2 separate regions of the Homo sapiens genome follow, and region 1 is linked to region 2. Evidence: chromatin contacts called from ENCODE Hi-C data. All regions are on one chromosome and are shown on one strand. The core of a region is the stretch at or near the end of the contact, and the rest is flanking DNA. Distances in the headings are between cores, read along the strand shown. Region 1 has its middle 16 kb from the start of SLC14A2-AS1. Region 2 holds the start of SETBP1 (SET binding protein 1).

Region 1 (6,257 bases), core at 812-3,311, 840 kb before region 2:
TTCCATCTCAAAACAAACAAACAAAGAAACAAAAAAAAAACCTGGTGATGGGAGTATAGATTGCTCCTGCCCTGGGCGACCTGTCTTTGTGATACTTATCCACATCTCAAGGTGTCTGGCTGGGTTATCCAGACTCAGCATAGGGGCTGGGGCTGGAGCTGGAGGAACTTTCTTGGCATTTCCCTCCTTTGTTTATTTAATCCTTTTCTCAAATTGAGTGTAAACTACAATTCTCACCAGCTGAGAAAGTGGAGAACCCCCACCCCACACCCCACCAGTGACCAGTGCAGACTACAGCTTGCCGTAGACCACTTATGGGGTCATGGTAAGACACTCTGCCCTCTCACCCATGACTTGGAGAGATCAGTTTTTTGGTTGCATGCGTGCCAAGCCATGGCATGCTCTGCGTTGGAACTTAGCAGAAATGGGAACCCCTGGCAACCCAGATGCTTAAACCAGGTGTCCTCAGCAAAATGGCCTCTGACTTCTATTGCCCAAGGCAACAGGGTATAGCTGGTTTGGTGATATGATTTTCTAATGATCCACATGTTAATAAGAATTGGGGAATCCAATGAGAGCCTGAGTAAAGTGAGCAAGCAAGCAAACAGAAATCTTCACGCAACAAACAACAACCACAATAACAAGCACACTGTACAAAATTCATGAATATTTGTGGTCTAAAATAAATGAATGAACATGAATGGAATTTCCTGAAGAAAGTGCTATTACCAAAACCATCATCTATTTTAGAGGTCGATGGAGAACTAGGCCTGTTTCCCGAGAACTGTCAGTGCAGAATTAAATGTGCTATGTGGCATTTCCATTCTGGGTAGTGAGTTATGTAGGATTGCTCCCGCCCTGAGCTCGGGGCCATCTCCAGCAGAATGAGAGGCAGGGACTGAGGGATGGTGCCGGGAAGCTGCCGCTCTGGGGATGGCAGGGCTCAAACTCTCCCAGGTCTGCAATGTCAAGGGTGCACCTTCCGGGGTTACCTTCTCGAGTTTATTACTGCAAGCTGGACATTTTCTCATGGGCTTATAGTGTTTATGCTTCTAGGGCTTAGCTGTTTTGGATAGCAAGGCTAAACATAAAAAAATGCCTCCTTTTCACAACACATCATACCCAGAACTTGACGCTGCCAACTTTCCTACAGCACTTTCTATTTCTTAAGGTGCTTTAACATGCATGCTCCCATTTGAAATCCACAGTAACCCCACGTGAAGGATGGTGATCTCCACTGATATGATGTGCAAACTGAAGGTCAGAAAGGCACATAACTGCCTTAGACTGCCTTAGATTGCCCAAGGGGCAAATAGTCCAGGCAGGATTAGAACATGAGTCTGCTGACTCCCAGTCCAGCACGCTTTCCTCCATGGCAAGCTGCCCTCAAATGAAACATAGCTCAAAGAGTAACGATGTCTAAGGCCAGTTACCCCATAGGCCTCTGGGAAAATACCTCTTACTTTCTGGATGAATATGCCCACTCACAATCAGCCACACCCCTTCCTGCCTCCCTCAGCTTGAGTCCCAGAATCACTTGGCTGTTTAGAACAAATGCATTTATGAGGGCCAGCTCCAGAGATTCTGATTCTGTGGGAACCTGCATTTTTGACACACTCACCAAGTGATTCTGATGCACATTAAATCTTGCGACTTGCTGGTTTATGGAATACAATGGATTTTAAAGGTCACTTGAGCCAGACATAATCTCATATGTAAATCTGTTTCCTCGAAAGGTAATTTTATTTAAAAAAGAAAAAAAATGAAAAAGGAAACAGGGTTACTTTCTGAAGGTCTTTTCCAAAGTTATACCTCATATCTAAATGTCCTCTCTCTTCTTTCTGGCTTCTCTCAATTTTCCAAGTCTTTTTTGTACCTTTCTTGTGTTACTCTCTCTGGTCCCTGAGCTGTATCCTGCTTATGGTACTATCCAGTTACTGAGTGTCTGTCTTGTGTGAGTCTCTATCCCTAACCCTGTGCACTCTTTCTGAGTTATGTATTCTGCATTCCCAGTAGTCCTTAGCACAATGCCAGAAACTGCAAGTATGCTTTGGCTGTAAGCTTGGAATGAGTCATTTAACCCTGTCGGACTCAGTGCCTAGCACAACTCTCCATCAGTAAGGATAATCAAGATGATGTAGAAGCAAAGCCCATCATCAAACTGGCATTGAGTCCCTATCAGGTTAAAGCCTCAACTAAGCTCTCAGAAATTCCCTTAAAAAATATGACTGTTGACAGGTCACTTGATGTAGAACTGAGGTGATGGGAGGTGCAGGTCATGTTTCCAGGCCATAGGTGGGCCTGTTGGATGGTCATAGACACTACTCTTGCCTGGGCCAGCTGTTAAGATTCTAGAGTATCTCAGAGGACCTGGTGGGAGGAGGAAGGCCCACCCATTCCCACTGCTGGGGAAGCACCCAATCACCAAGGCCCTGTCACCTGTGCAGACTTTCGGTCATAATAATAATCATGATCCTAACAGCTTGTATATGCCCTGGGCTTTGCCACTTAGTAAGCCTTTCCCTTATCTTCTCATGGTAACCCACAAATTAGATAGATTGTTCTCTCTGGTCTAGAGAGGAAGAAATAGATGTTCCCAGAGGTTGAGGTAACTGCCCTAGGTCACACAGCTAGATGTGTGAGAACCCACATTTTCTGATGCTGAAATTTCATGCTCTTTCCAGGACACCATGTTGCTTCTTGTCTCATGGGCCATACCTCCTTAGGATGGAAACGCCCAGAAAAACACTTCTCTATAAAGATCTAGCTCATTTGACATGCAAAGTTTATTCCATACATTTTAATCAAAAAGAACAGAAATAAATGCAACTTTAAATGCATTTAGTCCATCATTCAAAAGGTATTTATTTAGTGCTTAGTACCATGTAAAAGCCCAGTTGCGGGCACTGGGTCAGGGACAGGGGGACATAAGGTAAGGGTGTGTTTAAGGCATGCCCATGGACTCGCAGCCTGCACCACCCATTATCCTAAGTCTCCATCAGGTGATCTGCCAACAGTCACATGTAGCACACTCATATTCCTGAAAGGAATTTTTGAGATTTTAGTTGAGGCTTTATACCTGTTAGGGACTCAATATCTATTTGATGATGGGCTCTGCTTCTGCAAAAACCACATCTTGATTCTCTGCACTGAAGCAGGGAATAGTGCTAGGTACTGAGTCCAACATGGTTGAATGACTCATTCCAAGAATATGGCTAAAGCATCTTTTTAACTTTCTAAAGACATACCAAATATGGTTTCCACCCTCTACGTACTTCAACCAAATGGTACGTACAAGACATGCCCATTGGCCCAAAGAGATCTAAGCACACCACAGCTGTGATTTCTGGTGTGTGAAAGTGGCAGTAGCTGCTAGCTCCCATCCATGTATGCAAGGGCCTGCTAACACCCAGAGTAGCCTGATACCACTGCCAGGTAGTTGGTGGCACCAGCCTGTTAATTCCTAGTGTAGGAGTCCCATCTGATTCTGGTTTCCTTCAGAGACCTCCCCTTAGTGTAGAACCCAGAGCGATCTCACAAAGGGCTGCTAAACCACAGGCTCCAGGGGATGAGCAGATCCCGGAGTAACAGCACGGGTGGAATTTCTCTGAGCCTTTAGCTTAATTTCTTAAAATTATCAGACAGGAGATCTTTGGCTTAGCCCCTTTTTGATTGCCAAGTGCACAAGTTGGGGTTTATATGAGCTCTCTCCTCCTTCTTCGTGCTTACTCTGCCCCCTTTTTCCAATTAGTTCTCTGGCAGGGAATCTTCCTCAGCTAGCAGCTAACAGTAAATTATGTGTCTGGGATTCCCCCAGGGGTGAGTGAGTGAGGTGTATGTGTGTGTGCTCATGCTCACGCATGGGCATGGGGGTGCTGAAGTGGGAAAGGAGGATCCAAGTTCAAAACCAACACTGGAGACTCTGTGAATGGGCAGATAAAGAATAATTTCCCCTGAGGGTCATGCCTGGCCTTGGAGCATTCCATCTCCTACAAGAAGCAATCAAATGGAACTCTGCTTGATTCAGGGGTAGCTAATCTACCAGGGATATTTTTTTCCTTCCACACCCCACCTTGCCTTCTGTTGCCTTCATGGGTTTCTGTTCATTTATACATGGATTCAGTTGCTTGTTAGTGCGCTCTGCAGTGCTTCCCTAAGGATATAACTCTGCAGATGGACGACATTTTTTATTTTATTTTCTTAGTATTACTCTTGGCTTTTTGGAGGATTTTTTAAAATGATTATTCCTCCTGGTATTATTTTAGTTTCCAATTACAGTGTGGGTATACTCTAGCACACTGCTATTTTGTAAATGGATGTATATGCTTATTGTTAATTGATTCCCCAAACAGGCCACAAATGCTTGCATTTAGATTGTGTATTATATTACTTGCATGCCACCAGGCTGGCCCCTTGCCAGCTGGGGCTCTCAGCTTAACCAGAATCACAGTGGACACATCTCGTTTTCCCTGACACCTGTGCAAAACAGCTTGCTTGCCCTGGCCTTTGCTCTCCAGGGAGAAGGAGCTAAGGTGGCCCTCTGTTGAAGAGGTATCAGAAAACCTGAGGTCCTCCTGCTCTTTTTTTCTAAGAAAAGAATTAGAAAAAAAATTCAATTTTAGTCACCTAGATTATCCGTCTTTTTCTGAAAACACAGAGGAAGGGCCAACTCTGGTCTTTATCCCTGACTATCAGTGGCCAAGTCCAGACACCAGCAGTTTGAGCCACTCCTCTGTAAAGCTTTTCCAGCGACCCCAGGCAAGTTAACAAGTCTCTTCCTCTGGGTTCTCTCTGACATGACTCAGCTCCAACAGTTACAGGGCTGTTTTACTTACTAATGTCTATTTCACCTCTGGACTGTGAACTTGGTTTGGGACCTTTGCTTTCCACCAGTGTCTATGCTGTACTTGACAGTTGGTAAATAGGCTGAATGAATGAATGAATGAATGAATGAATGAAGACAAATGCTATCATAGGGGAGTTAGATGGAGTTTGACACTGGGTACATGTAAACAATGGATGTGTAATTTTTAAAGAGGATCATTAGTCATTCAAAAATCATAGTATTTAATGGTATGAAAGGTGAAGTGTGTCTCACTTGGGGAACAGGGACTCTGTTTGCATCAGCTGTGAAATGAGATGGACAATCTCAAAGATGTTTCAGAGGCCTTGGAGCAACCCGGAACTGTGTGATGTAGGCTTTGTTAGGTAACAGTTCTTTTACAGAATAGGATTGCAATTGGGAAATATATATCCTATTCCATTCCATAAAATGAAGTAGGAAACAGACTGAATCTAGATGTTGTGTTAATTATTAGTTATTATTATTATTATGGAGTTAAGATATCTAATTTAAGATGTCAAAGTTAAGATATGGCATTGATTTGTAAATTCCAGTTCAACAATCTTCTACAGCAGTTACAATAAGCACCTTATTCTTATATCCCTTGCCCCCTTGAGCAAGCTGTTTGTTTTCTAATTGTTCTCTATAACCAGTGAACTTCTATTTTTTGTACCCCTATGAACTTAAGCTAATATTTTCTCCCAGGGAAAGAGAGATTAAAGTTTTCAGTGGAATGCCCTGAAGTCCCAAAGGTAGAATTCCAGGCATCAGCCAAAAGGACAGAAAGTCCTGGAGGGAGGGTCAGGGTAGGGAGTTCCTCGAGTTCCAAGATTTACAACTTCCAGCCAAGCATTGGTGGCCGCCTTCACCGCCGGGTGAGACTGGACCTGGCCATGATAAAGTCTGTCAAAAGAAGCAAATTCGGCAAGCTGGATAGCAGCATGAATGTTGATGCAATTCCAGCCTGAGGTTTAATGCCACAATTAAAAGAATAACAAACCCTCCTGCTGAGAAGCCTTTTGGCCACTCTAGACCTTTTAATTCCCATCAGAAAACAGCATGTCACTTCCAAGGGTTACCCACAACAGGGCTTGCTTTGGAGACCTAGAGGCGTAATTATCTATTGGGAGGGGGGAGGCTGAGGTCAGCCTGGCTGGGGCGAGGGTCTGCCCTTTGTGCAGATATTGGAATGTCTCGGAATTCCTGCCAAACTCAATCAGCCAGGGCCGCGTCTCATGAGAAGTTACTTCGGGAGGTTATTAGTCTGCCCTGCTGCTGACTCAGGCAGCCTTCCCTAAGCTAACCAGAGGCAGATGAATCTGTGGGAAAAGCTCTGTCTTCATCATGAAGCCCACAAGATGGAGGTGGGCCCTGAGCCCTCTGTGTCCTTCGGTGAGTTGTGCACATCTCACCG
Region 2 (6,099 bases), core at 220-2,719:
CTCCCCGGAATGCCCAGGTCTGGTCCAGTGTTGAAGATGTGGCCTGCACACAACACCGCCCTTCCTCTCCAAATACCTCTTCTCTACCCCATCCCCTTTCTCCCACGACACACACATGCTTTGCACGTGAAGATGAGTTTGGATGGGGCACAGGAGATATACCTATTTACTAAAGGAGGGTAAGAGATGGTGCCAAATCGGCAGATAGTTTTGGTGACAGTACAGAGACTTCAAGAAATTAGTTTTTAGTATAAATCTACAGAAAAAGAAGAAAAACAGGATGAAGAGTGAAGGAATGAAAAGAAAAAGAAGGAAAAAGATGTAAGAGAAAAACAATCAACGCCAGTGGACTCCAACTAAACTTTAAGGGGAAAGGTGTGGATAGTTGGCAGGAGGTGGGGGGAGTGTAGGGGCTGGAAGGGAAAGGTATCTGCTGTAGAATTCCAGAATAAACTGCCCTTTTGGAGGAGAGTTTCTGCAGGGATAAAGAGACACACAAATTGCCCTTTTAGCGTTAGATGTCAACCGTGAGATTATCAGGACAGTTTATTTGAAACGGAAACGAATCGGAAATCCTTCCCACAACAGTCCTTTTAGACAGATACACACCCTGAGAATCCAACACAGACACACATAAAGAATAAATGCAGCATTAGGGGGCAATAAGAACTCCCCTTCCACACTCTCAATACCTCTAGCCTCATCTATTTCCAATTGCACAACTTTCAATCTCCAATGAAAATATTTCCAGTTGGATCCGATTTCAGACTTGTAGTAAGCGGTCTGGATGGGGGGGCGGGGGGAATAGGTGCTGTACTGTGCAGGGGAGGGGGGCTGGAAGACAGTATTTCGGCAGTTAACTTATTTTTTTAGAACCAGCATGCTCTACCGATCAGAAATTGCTATTACCCAACAATGCTTCCATCACAAACAGACACTGAAAACAGCATCCCCGTTATCACCATCTTGCCAAAGATCTGCCCGGTCCAGTTTACCTGACTTTGTCCCTGCGGAACTTCTCAGACAGTATTTCGGTCAAAGAGATAATGGTTTGGAAGACAAAAACAATAAATCGATACCGAAGGGTTCCCTTTCCGGAGTGATTTCCCACTGGAAACCACCGAACGGGGAAGCCTGCCGTTCATTCCCAAGCCCACGGCTCCTCTAGAAACGCACACAATGCGTGCTTTCAAAAAGGCATTCGTCTGCTTTTAAGGGAATTCCTATCTTTTCAGAGTCCCAAAACCAGAGAGCACAAGAAAGAGACTCAAATCCATTGATTAAGATTTTTAAGAAAAAGACTAACACACAGGCACAACACAAGCACACACCAACCTTCGCCGGCTGGACCACTTCTTGCCTGTTCTTCTTTCTATTAACGACACGTTAGATTCTGATACATTCCCCCCCCAAAAAAATCCAACTAGGTTACAATGTAGCTCTCTAGCTCCACTTAACCTGCAAGTTACAAAGAGAGAAAAAAAAAATCCTGCCTTCCCACCCCTTTCCTTACCCCCTCCCCCTCCCGAGTCCACTCCACCAACGCCAAACCCGCCAGCCCCGCCAGCCGGCTGCAGGACCGAGGGAGGGTGCAAAAGGCGGGGGGCGGAGGGGGGGTAGATCAGATTAGGCGAAACTCAATAAGCTCCCAGCCCTCCAGCCCAAAGCTTCCACCATCGCCGCCACCAACGAGCCACTCCAATTGAGCCAGCATCGCCGCCCACCCGCCGGCCCGCCGGAATCGCGCCCATCTCCTGCAACCTCGCCCGGACCGGCATCCCGCCCCCTCGGCCCGGTCTCCCCCTTCCCGCCGGGTGCAAAGTCAAAGACCCAGCAAGGCGACGTGAACTTTTGCATGCAGGGCACACACGTCGCCCCCGGTTCCGGGAGTGCGGGGGCCCGCGGCGCGGAGGGAGGCTGGGCGCCCGGGCTCCCGGGCCAAGGTCGCCGCGCGTGCTCACCCATGTCCCGGCGGCTCCGGCTCCGCTGGCCCCGGCGCTCGCTCAGATCCCGGCTCCCGTCGCTCGCCCGAGCCCCCAAAGGTGCTGCTGCGGCAACTCCATGGCGATGAGCATCTGTCAAACGGCGAGCCGCGAGCTGGCCGCCCTAGCTCGGGGGGCGCCGGGGCCCCCGGGCGCGCGGAGGCGGCGGCGAGCGGCGGGCGCCCCGGCCGGCCCCGCGCTTCCCGCCCGACTCTGCCGCCTCCGCCGCGCCACCGATTTATGGAGAGAGATATCAAGGGGGAAAATGGCGTCTCCGGAGCCCGAGGAGTCCTGGAGTAATCACATTCACACACACACGCCCGCACGCACACACACTCGCACACACTGGCACACAGGCGCGCGGCGAGCCCTGCTAATTTTAGCAGGAGCCAAAAAAAATTTTATATATATATATATATATATATATATATATATATCCCCGTCTCTCCGATCAATGCTTTTTCTTTTTTTGCTTTTTTTTTTTTTTTTTTTTTTTTTTTTGCTTTTCTTCAAAGGATGGGTTGGAGCGTTAAAAAATGTTGGTGGGTTTGGGCTCGCAGGAGGCGGCGCGCGGAGGGCGAGGGCGCTTTTGCTGAGCTGTGCAGTTCGGTCCGCTGAGCCCGGCGGCCCTGCCCGCCCGCTCGTCCGCCCGCGGTCGCTAGTGTTGCCGCCGCCGCCGCCGCCGCCGCCGCTGCTGCTCCATGGCCGCGCCCGCCCCGCGCCCCCGCCGCGTCCCGTCGCCGCCCGCCCGCGTCCCCGGTGAGCGCTGGAGTGGGGTCGGGCCCGTGTGCCTGCCTCCCGCGCCCTCTCCGAATCCCGGACTCCTAGTGAAAGGAAGGGGGAGGGCGCGGGCGCGGAAGGGAGGTGGATCGGAGCGGCAGCGCGGCCCAGCCGAACGGGTACCGACCGTCACCCCGCGATCTTCCTCGCAGGGGGCGCCGGCGCCCAAGCTGCTCGCCCGGAGGGCCCAGAGCCGCTTCCCAGACCAGAGCCGGGGGAGGCGCAGCCAGTAGCGAGCCCTGAGCGACCTCTCTCCCCACTCGCCCCCCTGCCCCAGTGAATTTCTGTCAGTTGAAGGGAGCGGGGCTCTTGCCCGGGGAAAAGGAAAACAGTTCGTGGCCTGGGATCTGGGACCCCTTGCCGCCCCCAGCGCCCCTCCCGCTCCCCGGCGCCCTTGCGGCCCAGTGGCTCCTGCGCGCCGGAGTCCGCCGCGAAGACTGAGCGGCCGCGGGGATCGCCGCGGGCTCCGCGCGTATTCCTGGGCTCAACACTGCCACTATCTGACACAACAGGAGCAGTGTCGGGGGGGTACTGCGCGCCCAGACGTGAGCTGTGATAGGCTCTCGAAACTGGGCGCATTTTTTTTTTAACCTGGTAATTATATTTCACTTTCAGGGTTTTTTTAAATTATTATTATTATTTTATTGTTGTTGTTAAGCGACTTGTATGCATTCAGATCTCATGTGCATTTTCTCGTTATTCAAGAGAATTGGACACTTGATGAAGGGAAGGACACGGAGAGATGACAAACGCAGACTGGCATGCAGTTGTTTTCAGGGTGGGAAGAACAAAGTGGAATGTCTTCAGTTCTTACAAAATATGGTGGCATTTGTAATCTCTGAGTTTTTGTATTTGGCCTACAAAGGGGGTCTTTTCAGGGAAACACGAATGGAACCCTTCAGAGACATGTCTACATTGTAAAACAATATAGGATAGATACGGATTCGGGAAGGTCTGCAAATGGTTCCGCTCAAAGAACTTGGGGTAAAGTTGACCGAGGACTCGGATTCTGAGAGGACTCCTATCACGTTCTTCATGAGAGTTTTAGGCTATTTGGACTGAGGAATGATTTGGAGGTACGTCGGGGGCATTCCCTCACTGAGGCCATCAGTGGCTGCCTCCCTGCATTGGCTGCTGGTTTGAGTTCCTTCACAGAACTTCTTCGTCAAGTTTTTCATAGGAACGCTGCAGTGAAGTGGAGTGAAAGAGACTGGGGATTGAAGGGTGAACCCCTTCCAGCCCCAATCCCATCCCGATTCCTGTCTGGATGCAGATTCAGTCTGACTCAGAACGGATAGTTCACCCTTTTACTGATCCAAGTGCTCTGTCCTCTTTTTTTCAGAGGAATGTTCTGACTGGCTACAAACTTTTCTTCTGTCACTGCAGGACCTCCCGTGGAGCAATTTTCGATAGGTCTTCTACTATGCTTTTTTACCGCGTCATTGTTATTGCTGAGAAAATAATGCTTAGTTAGGAAAAAAAATAGCAGAGCATATGAGCTGATGATAGAAGTAGAGATCAAGGCACAGAATACAATATCAAAACAACTATTCTCTGTAATCAAATGACCTTTCTCATTTGCTTGTACACCCAGATTTCTGAAATCCTACACCAAAGTCCACAGAGAACTAAGATAGCATGTGGCCTATTCCCCGCGCTTTTCCAGTGGAGAAAGTAGCCCCAGAAATCAGAAGGGTTTGTCCACAAGCATATGGCTGTCTGATGTCATCCAAACCAGAACTAAAGCCTATTGCCCTAGTCGTTTCCCTTCTATAACCTAGGCGTATTTACAGAGTCTTCCTTCCTGTGGTGTTGTGTGGATTAGAAAAGTAGCTAAGAAAAGCACATACCTTATTAAAATTCACTGCAATAGATGATAAGTCTGTAGAATTATAGTGCAGTAGAAGTTTACCTGTGAGATCATCTATTAGAATCCCATCTTTTTAAAACTGAGGAAACGATGCACTACCCCAAGCCACTAAGTTAATTCAAAGCCAGGAATAGATGCTATGTTCCTTGACTTCTTATCCAACGTTCCTTCCTTGTATGTAGCCCATCTCTGAATCATGAGAGGGGAGAGGAGAGAAAGGAAAGGAGGGATATTCTCACTCTCTTACATATATATGAAAAAATATATATGCCTCTGTGTGTGTGTGTGTGTGTGTGTGTGTACACACACCCATAATAATGTTTCAGTGAACAACAGACCACATATATTACTGTGATCCCATATAATATAATACTGTATTTTTGCTGTACATTTTCTGTGTTTAGATACACAAATACTTACCATTGTGTTACATTTGCCCACAGTATTTAGTACAGTAATATTCTGTACAGGTTTGCAGCCTAGAAGCAATAGGCTACCCCATATAGCCTGAGTGTGCAGTAGCCTATATCATCTAGATTTGTGTAAGTGCACTCCATGATGTTTGCACAAAGTCGCCTACTGATGTATTTCTCAGAACACCTCCCCATAAGCTAATTGACGCATGATTGGAGATATATATATATATATATATATATACACACACACATATAAATATATATACATATGTAAAATAGATACAATAAATATTTTATACACATTAATATTTTTGGTATATAATAATATATTACAAATATAAAAATTTTAATATATGATAATAAAGGATTTCTAAAAACTAAACCCCCATCCCTAAACTGTACATCTGTTAATAGAATGGGACCTATATTCAAATCCTAGGTGAATGTCACAGGAATTCTTCTCATTTTCTTTCTCAATTAGACCACTTTGTGATCGTCTGAGAAACAAACCTTGACACACAGAAAGTCTGAACTTGATCTAGCCTGAAAATAGAGTCAGGCAATTTTAAGATACCCATTTCCAGGGCCCAGGAGCCCTTGAAGAAATCAAAAGGCCATCCGAGCACTTGATGAGAATGCACAGGACATACATCTTTTAGTCTCACACAGTCTCCAGTATCAGAATCATGCGGGCACTCAGCAAATATTTATGGAGCATGGTGATGTGCCAGATACATTAGTAGCAACTGGAGATACAAATGTGACCAAGACATAGTCCCCATCCTCACAGAATTCATGACCTAGTGGGAAAGACTGACATGCGAAGCTCTAACTACAACGAATGCACAAAAATATCAGGAAGAAGAGGCTTACAAAGTGTGTGGAGTACAGATGCTGAAGTGGTGGGAGGAGAGTGGGGTCTGAAATCATGTCTTTTTAAAATTGCTGCACATTTATTTTCTATGTGTATTTAACATACACTTTTCATTTTCCCCTTTGCACACACATGTATTTTTTTCCATTACCTGTTTTCCAACCAAATATAAAACTT

What was found. A loop is a pair of places that touch in the nucleus more often than their neighbours do. Pooled maps may share reads with other maps.
Region 1: a loop to region 2 is called in a map of ascending aorta, with 4 times the contacts of the local background. The contact joins the enhancer-like site here to the promoter of SETBP1 in region 2. A Hi-C loop is called at or near these places in 4 of 168 maps with a recorded cell type or tissue (ascending aorta, chondrocyte, esophagus muscularis mucosa and 1 more) and 7 of 50 pooled maps.

The regions. Positions count from the first base shown.
Region 1 is chr18:45,517,100-45,523,356 of GRCh38, reverse strand. It overlaps a transcript of SLC14A2 not described here. Among named protein-coding and RNA genes, the nearest start is that of SLC14A2-AS1, 16 kb to the right of the region's middle. Within about 2 kb of position 2,061, at least 3 of the 41 ENCODE cell types and tissues checked have a DNase peak (open chromatin) inside an H3K27ac peak, as active enhancers do; they include ascending aorta, where a contact is called at or near this core.
Region 2 is chr18:44,676,258-44,682,356 of GRCh38, reverse strand. It overlaps SETBP1 (SET binding protein 1), which reads right to left and starts at 1,469. Exons shown (of 6, transcript NM_015559.3): 1 at 1,336-1,469. SETBP1-DT (SETBP1 divergent transcript) reads left to right here and starts at 2,485. Exons shown (of 2, transcript NR_187430.2): 1 at 2,485-2,741; 2 at 3,468-5,426. RefSeq lists silencers at 1,595-1,644, 1,785-2,034, 2,705-3,344.